Regions from separate parts of the Homo sapiens genome. Here region 1 is linked to region 2. The links are chromatin loops, found by intact Hi-C in ENCODE. Cell type or tissue: ovary. All regions are shown on one strand. Links, peaks and the distances in the headings refer to the core of each region. The heading gives the core; the rest is flanking DNA. Region 1 overlaps CACNB2 (calcium voltage-gated channel auxiliary subunit beta 2). Region 2 overlaps CACNB2 (calcium voltage-gated channel auxiliary subunit beta 2).

Region 1 (4,395 bases), core at 169-4,168, 100 kb before region 2:
AACATATTTCAAATCTTTAAGTCAAACAGAATGAAAACCAATCTGGAATGTTCTAGGATACCATTCTTTAATATCATGGAAATTTGACTTATCAGTCTTCAAGGAAGGGTGGCCTATGGGAATGCTTAAAAAAAAATCATTACTTTCACTAGGTGCAGTGACTCACGCCTGTAATCCCAGCACTTTGGGAGGTTGAGGTGGGCGGATCACTTGAGTCCAGGAGTTCAAGACCAGCAAGGGCAACATGGCAAAAAAACCCGTCTCTACCAAAAATACAAAAAATTGCTGGGCATGGTGGCACATGCCTGTAGTCCCAGCTACTCGGAGGGCTGAAGCGGGAGGATTGCTTGAGCCCAGAAGGTCAAGTCTGCAGTGAGCCCTGATCACACCACTGTACTCCAACTTGGGCAACAGAGTGAGACCCTGTCTCAAAAAAATTATTACTTTCTACTTTCTGAATTAACATGAAGGAGCATAAATAAAATTTTGAAGAGGTTCATGTGGTCAGAGGGGTAAACTGTCATATTCCAAAGAAAAGTGAAGATATCTTGAAGTAAAACTTCTTCCAAGTGAGCTGTGCTTATTAAGTACCAAATGGGATCCAATTTATTTGCAGTATTTAATCTAATGCAGTCAGAGGGCATAGCAGTTCTGACGAAGTCTGATGAAGGAGGAACTCTGTTTACTTCCACCCGCTCCTTCTCCCTGGATTAAAACACCACGAATTTTCTGCTCTTTGCTTTTCTTGAATAAGTTACCAAAAAAGAGCAGAACTAAGTCAACACCAAACTGCCCTTTGGATAAACAAGATGGAGCAGATTTATTTACCTTGGAACATGATTTTGAATTCAAGCCATGAAGTACACTGGAGGAATGCCTTACATCTACTAATTATTCATTTTGGAATTCCAATTTTGACTCAAGGTAATATTTGCATGTTTTATTTATTCCTAATCATTCAGTCCATTTTTTTCCTTTTTAAAACTGCTTTATTTTTTTCTGTTTCTGTACACTAACTCTGAATAACTGTAGTAGCTCATATCTTCTGTTAATGATTTATCTTGAAAATAGAAGACAACAGAGTCAGGTTAGCATAGGACTAACACCGTAGGAATCAACATGAAGAAAAAATAGGTTTCAGCTAGGCACAGTGGCTCATGCCTATAATCTCAGCAGCTTTGGGAGCCCAGGAGTTTGAGCCCAGGAGTTCAAGACCAGCCTGGGCAATATGGAGGAATTACATCTCTACAAAAAGTACAAAAATGAGCTGAGCATGGTGGTGTGCGCCTCTGGTCCCAGCTACTCAGGAGGCTGAGGTGAGAGGTTGGCTTGAGTCTGGGAGGTGGAGGCTGCAGTGAGCTGAGATTATGCCACTATACTCCAGGCTGTGTGATAGAGCCAGATGAAAGAAAGGAAAGGGAAGAAAGGGGAGGGGAAGGGGAAAGGGAAAGAGAGAGAAGGAAGGAAGGAAGGAAGGAAGGAAGGGAGGGAGGGAGGGAAAGAGAAAGAAAGAGAGAGAGAGAAGGAAAGAAAGGAAAAGAAGGAAAGAAAGAGAAAGGAAAGAAAGAAAAAAGACAGAGAAAGAGAGAAAGAAAAAGAAGGAAAGGAAAGAAAGAAAAGAAAAGGAAAAGAAAAGAAGGAAGAAAGAAAGAGAAAGAAAGACAGACAGACTAGGTTTCATCTGGGTGTGGTGGCTCAAGCCTGTAACACCAGCAACTTTGGGAGGCCAAGGCAGGAGGATTGCCTGAGACCAGGAGTTCAAGACCAGCCTTGGCAACGTAGCAAGACACTATCTCTACAAAAAATTTAAAAAAAAAATTAGCTGGGCATGGTGGTGCATGCCTGTAGTCCCAGCTACCTGAGAGGCTGAGGCACAAGGATCCCTTGAGCCCAGGAGGACAAGGTTATAGTGAGCTATGACTGAGCCACTGTACTCTAGCCTGGGAGACAAAGTGGGATCCTGTCCCTAAAAAGACAAAAACCAACTAGGTTTGAGGCAAATGACTTTGCTTTGTAGGTCAGTTTCTGCAACTAAAAAACGGGGATGCTCTGGACTAGCTCTGGCTACATGACTGGGGGACCCAGTTCACACTGAAAATGTGGTGTCCCTTGTTCCAAATTATGAAGGATCACAGCAGAATAATAGCAGAGCAGTAATCCAAGTGTGGAGCCCTTCTCAGCACAGGCGACATGCTCATGAAGCTAATACTAATAGCACATCTTTCATGGCGTAAGAGTGAGGAATAAGTAACATATGTAAAGTGCTAAGTATAGTGTCTGGCACATGTAAGGTTTTTGTTGTTGTTGTTTTGACATGGAGTCACGCTCTGTTGCTCTGATGTCCAGGCTGGGGTGCAATGGCACACTCTTAGCTCACTGCAACCTCTGCCTCCTGGGTTCAAGCAATTCTCCTGCCTCAGCCTCCTGAGTAGATGGGAATACAGACGCATGCCACCACACCCAGTTAATTTTTGTATTTTCAGTAGAGACGAGGTTTCGCCATGTTGGCCAGGCTGGTCTCAAACTCTGGACTTTAAGAAGAGATCCACCCACTTCGGCCTCCCAAAGTGTTGGGATTACAGGCGTGAGCCACTGCACCCAACCCCACAGGTAAGTTTTGAATAAACATTAACTGTTTAAAACATATTATTTCTGTTACTTTGCATTCCATATTATGGACTTCCCAATTGGCTTATTTATGTCTCTTTGCACATTCCTTTACCAATATCATCCATTCATTCTGTAAGTATTTGCGACTGGCAAGGCTACCAAAACTTCTGCATTCTGAAATGGCCTCCCTCTTTGTCTTCCTGGCAAACTCCAATCCATATTTTAAATTCAATGGAAACTTTCCTTCCTTTCAGATGCCTTCCCTGACCTTACTAGAGAGAAAGCTTCTCTTCATTATCCATTGCATATTGTTTATAATAGCACCAGCCACCCCATGTATGCAAATACTTATCTAATATATAATTCTCCTCCCTGTAATGCCGAAGCTCCTCATGAACAGAAACACATAGATGGTACCTAATTAATAGTTGACAGATGAGTGAATGAATGATTTTTTAAATTCCTTGCAAGTGTATCATCAAAGATTCATTTGCCTTCCTAGCCATTACACTCATTCGTATGATCAGTTAGATGTTTAAAATGGTATTTTCCCCTATCATTTTGTGTAATGTTTTATCTGTTGTACATCAGCAGGCTATTCATGGAATATAACATGCCATTTTCTACAAATGACTTTAAGATGGAGATGACTGAATTTATGTTGTCTCATTTCAATGTGTTCAAAGAAGTGTAATCATATTGTAACAGTTTAAAACATGCCTGAAAGAAGCTCACTACTTATTTTCTGGATGGAGAAAATAGGAAAATCTATTAACAACATAAAGCTTTCCAACTTTTTGCTTTCTGTTCAGTGTAGTTATTGAATGTGATTATCTCTTTTCATTAGGACATTCCAAGTAAGTGAATTTTCCAGTATTGAGACTCACTCTTAACTGCTCAAAAATATCACATTGAGATCCATTCTGGGGAGAATAATCTCTAATTCCATACAATCTTACACTGGAAATATGGAATCCAAGTGAATCTTTTTTTGATTATTCAGATTCATACTTATGAACATTACTATACTATGATTCGATGAGTGTTCCAAAATTAAAAAACAGACTAAATGTTCACCAACATTTAGTGGATAAATTGTGATATAGGTTCTAAAATGGAATATTATACAAATATCACAGACCAAATGCAGAAATGTAATATTCAGTAAAAAAAAACCAAGCCCTCAAAAAATATATACTTAGAATATGATTGCATTTACATACAAAATACAAAAATAGGCAAAATCACTCCACTTTGCTTAGGGATGTGTAAAGATATGGAAAAATAATAAAGAAAAACAAGGAGAGGCCAGGAGCAGTGGCTCACGCCTGTAATCACAGCACCTTGGGAGGCTGAGGCGAGAGGATTGCATGAGCCCAGGAGTTCAAGACCAGCCTGGGCAACACAGTGATACCCCATCACTACAAAAAAAAAAATTAGCTGGGTGTGGTGGCATGTGCCTGTAGTCCCAGCTACTCAGGAAACTGAGGCTGGAGACTGCTTGAACCCAGGAGGAGAAGCCAGCAATGGGCCATGATCATGCCACTGTACTCCAGTCTGGGTGACAGAGCAAGACCCTGTCTCAAAAAAAAAAAAAAAAAAAAAGAATATCACCATAAAAGTTAAGGTAGTGGCTATCATTTTTCTTGCAATTTTCTATAGGCATCTCATTTCCAAAAAAAAAAAAATTAAAAATATTTCTTGATGTTTTTAGGCAGGAAGTAAGACCTTTAAATTTAATACACTATCACTACTGCACATGTAAAAGCACTACAAGTCTATTAA
Region 2 (4,395 bases), core at 142-4,141:
GTATTTTTTTTCTCCTATCTCTCTTTGACTGCATACCCTCTGACATGGAAGCCTCCAGAGCCTCCAGCCACTCCCCAGCCCACACCAAATCCTCCCCCTGGCCATCCAGCAACCAGGGGCCCCAAATCTGCGCTTCTGGATCACAGCTATGCCTGTGCTTCTGCTCCTCCTCTCGGTACAGAAGGCACTGCCCCTTCTCCTTCTTTTGCTTTGATCTGATGCACTCACCAAGACCCAGTTTGCTGACCTCCCTTCTGAGAAGTGCTACTGACCCCATTACGATATTCGACATAAAATTCTTCCTATCATTTCAGAAAACGTGTTGTTTTATCATTATGGTCTTTTCAGAAGGGAGATTTCTTTTTCTGCCTCTAATGTGGGCTGCTAATGTCATCCTCAGAGCTATGGGTGAAGAAATAGTCTCATTTAAGTGGCCATTCTCCTTGATTTGAAAGTGCAGCTAAATAACCCTCGCTCCCTCCTCCCCCACTTTTTTTCCATATTCCCAGGCTGGATAGTAGCAACATCTGAAAGAGACACCAATAACCGCAGACCTGTACAGTGTGGCAAAACTGGGAGTTAAAAGACAGGAGTTAAAATCCTGGCTGTATTCTGCCTGTGTCTTGGGGTGGTTTGATATTTCCTGGCTTACTTCTTTCCTGTGGTTTCTGGGTAAGATTTAAATGAGATTATACCTGCAAAAACTGTTTGTAAACCATTAAACAGTATACAAATGTAAGACAGAATAGACATTCAATTGATATTGATTGAGTTAATTCATTAGTGATCATACGGCCACACGCTCATGAATCTCAAGAAGTGCCGGCAGATCGTAGAAGCAACAAACAGGAAGATCAGGTTTTAAATCCCCATCTCTGCCTCTTACTGGCTGTGTAGCCTGGGGTCATACCAAATGAAGGAACCACAGCAGGGGACTGGTTTATAAGGAGCATTAAAACATCACTAGGGTAATTTGGGAAAAGGAATAGTTAACTCAGATCTCACTGTAACTCTTACAAAGCTAACAAAATGCATTATGGATCCAGCTTCTGCTGAAGTAGCCGATGCCAGTCAATAGAAACTTAAAACCATCCGTCTGGGGGCGGTGGCTCACACCTGTAATCCCAGTACTCTGGGAGGCTGAGGTGAATGGATCACTTGAGCTCAGGAGTTCGAAATTAGCCTGGGCAACATGGCAAAACCTCTTCGCTACCAAAAATACAAAAATTAGCCAGGCATGGTGGCACACACCTGTAGTCCCAGCTACCAGGGAGGATGAGGTGGGAGGATCACTTCAGCCCAGGAGGCGGAGGTTGCAGTAAGCCTAGATCACACCACAGCACTCCAGCCCGGGCTACACAGCAAGACCCTGTCTCAAGAAAAAAAAAAAGAAAAGAAAAGAAAAGAAAATTAAAAAAAAGCATCTCTCATCATGCTAGCCTGCCCTCCACTAAGAACATGTCTTTAATATTTGAAAATTAGGCCAGGTCCAGTGCTTCACACCTGTAATCCCAGTGCTTTGGAAGGCTGAGGCAGGAGGATCACTTAAGCCCAGGAGCTGGAGACCAGCCTGAGCAACATAGTGGGACCCCATTTCTACAAAAATTTAAAAACTTATCCAGGTGTGATGGTGCACATCTGTAGTTCCAGCTACTAGGGTGACTGAGGTGGGAAGATCATTAGAGCCCGGGAGGTGGAGGTTGCCGTGAGCTATGATGGCACCACTGCACTCTAGCCTGGGTGACAGAGGGAGACCCTGCCAAAAAGATGAAAGAAAGGAAAAGAAAGAAAGGAAGGAAGGAAGAAACGACGGAAGAAAGGAAGGAAGGAAGGAAGGAAGGAGCGAGGGAGGGAGGGAGGGAGGGAAAAGAAAGAAAAGAAAGAAAAAGAAAAGAAAAGAGAGAGAGAAAATTATTTGAATGAAGACTAACACAGAGCCTGCCTGTGGTGTCACGAATCCTGGTTCAGTCCTGGACCCAGGCCATATTTCTTAAACCCTCAGTTTCTTACATTGTAAAATGGGGCATCTAATATTTATCATGAAAGGCTGTTGTAATATTTTGAGGTGACCTACGAAAAGTTTGCATCAAGTAGGGACTTAATAAACTGGAAGTGAGTGGTGTGGTTTTTAAGCTGCTTAGCCCTGTCTCTCCAGGCTTTACCCTCCCCCATCCCCCATCCTCTGCCAGGGATTTTGTAATATCTGATATTAAAAAGGTTCTGCCGACTCCTCCCAGCTCAACAGAACATGGAAAAATACAATAGATCACTTTAAAAAAAAAAAGCTTATTATGTGCAGCCAAAAGCCTGAGAAACAGCAGGTCACATAAAATGAAGGAAATGAAATGTCCATGCTAAGTAATTATGTAGCCTTGGCCTTGAGCAAACAGAGGGCTGGCTGACATCAGAAAAGAACAAGGGCCATAGAGAGCGAAACACGCGGACACCTTGGTGTCCACACTAGGCTCATCCTGAAAAAGGGAGTGGAAATTGACAGGCTGAGGTATAGATGAATGTGCCTGTCAGGATGTAGCAGGGAGGAGGCGGAGCTTAGGCCACCTTAAGGGAGGACTGAGGCCCTTTAACCTGTTTCTGCTCCTGCAATCTGGAGATGGCATGACTTCGATTTGGCTCGGCAGGCCGTAAAAGCCCGCAGTAAAGTTATTACCTTGAAAGAGTGATTCTATATTGGACTGAACTCCCACAAACGCTGGGCTGGTCATGGTTGTGGGACGTAGGCCTTCTGTTCCCAAGCATAACCTCCTACTCTCTGACACAGGAGACTAGGGGGCCCAGGTTCTCATCCAGGTTCTATCAGAACGAGCTTCTTAACCTGATCCAAGTTGCTAACTAACTTGGGGTAAAATGAGAATATGAGCATCTGTCCCAACCCTTCGTGGGTTAGAGAAAGAAATTCTTTGGAAAGTATAAAGTAGCTACAAAATGAGGAACTTTAAGGAGCCGGGTAATTTTCTTCAATAAAATGGATTTCCTTTAATTTTGTATGAAACTCACTTCCCAAAATCGATTTCATATCAGCTGAGCTTTGAGACTACAAAGAAATTGGAATTTTTTTTTTTTTGAAGGGAGAAGTTGAAAGAGGGAGGGAAGAGGAGGGAGAAGGCACACGGAAGGTAGGTCTTAATCATATTTAAGCCTGATAAAAAGGAGTTAGAAAGTTTGCTGTGTTTAAAGCAGTTGTTCATAGTCCTAGAAACCATTCTAGCCAAAAAAGACAAGAAACAGCAGAGACTTTCGCTAAGAGGTTTAGGAAAAGCAAACATTGCAAAAGAGTAATATTTTATTTTATATCTAATTTGTCCTTATTACTCATCTCTAGGGCCACCTAAAAGCAGTCCTTATCAAACTAAACCTCATTAATTCTAGATATGAAAATGAGTCCACTTTTCCCAGGACAAAAAAAAAAAATAGACCCCTTAGTTTAAGATGCAGTGATATGTTAGTAGAAGGGGTAGGCTGCCTATTATCTATTTTTCTGTACATATTTCACTAGATGGAAGAGTTCCCATTTTCTAAGAGCCTAGCAGTTTCTGTTTTATTGGGGGGAAAAGCAACACAAAGGGAAAATTTAAAAATAAAATTTCTGCAATAGGATTCTGTCTCTGAAATTGAAGACAAAAATTCTCCTTAATATTATTACAGCTTTATTTTTAAAAACTAAAAAGGAAATTAAAATATTAATAGTGGTTGTATCTGGTGATGAAAGAAAAAGACTGTAGTACTTTTAAATGTTTTGTTAGTTACCATATAATAGTTTATACTGAAAAATTTCATTTTTAAATAAAGAAAAAAATGTTTCCTAATGTAAAAAGAAGGGAACATAGGAGCATTCTGTTTTATGTGCTTTTCTGCATAAGTATTAAAAACTACTACATTTTTACTATAACGATTGCTCCTGAAAATCGTGTAAAATACATTAAATAATCAATAATTATTCATGGAACAAGAGGAATGTATTAGTAGTGTAATACTCTTTTGCTTTCACAAAAATTAAATATGCTAAATGAAATTTCATTTATTCATTCAACAAACATTGGCTGGATGTATATTACTGACTAGCCTCTTTAATGACATTCTCTTCTGCAGTGCTGTGGAGTTGTAATTATTTATGCCAATTATTAATATTCAGTATTACATATATAGAAGGTGTTGGATATATGATTTAATAGTTCATATTTGAAGACCAGATATGTAGGGATTAAGCAAAAGGCATCAAAATCAAACAAATCTTTCTGAAGCAAAATTAGCAATGCTCAAAATCCTATTTAAATGGCTCATCTGTGTGTGTGTCATGCCCATAAATATGCCCATGACTGACAGCAAACCAGAAAGCCTTCTGGAGTTGTGTCAGATGGGATTTTTGAGTCATTTATG

The links. Peaks named below come from ENCODE experiments on the same cell type or tissue, not always from the same donor. Only the 100,000 strongest peaks of a DNase experiment are listed, where the experiment ranks them.
Region 1: it touches region 2 in a loop (2.1-fold over the local background); 10 of 110 quality-filtered maps call a loop at or near these places.

The regions. Positions count from the first base shown.
Region 1 is chr10:18,322,780-18,327,174 of GRCh38, reverse strand. The region is part of intron 2 of CACNB2 (calcium voltage-gated channel auxiliary subunit beta 2); the gene reads right to left. Among named protein-coding and RNA genes, the nearest start is that of CACNB2-AS2, 63 kb to the right of the region's middle. In ovary, for the core only: no CTCF peak of the experiment used is centred there; no DNase peak of the experiment used is centred there.
Region 2 is chr10:18,223,026-18,227,420 of GRCh38, reverse strand. The region is part of intron 2 of CACNB2 (calcium voltage-gated channel auxiliary subunit beta 2); the gene reads right to left. Among named protein-coding and RNA genes, the nearest start is that of CACNB2-AS2, 36 kb to the left of the region's middle. In ovary, for the core only: no CTCF peak of the experiment used is centred there; DNase peaks (open chromatin) are centred at 2,171 and 2,709; H3K27ac peaks cover 2,731 bases.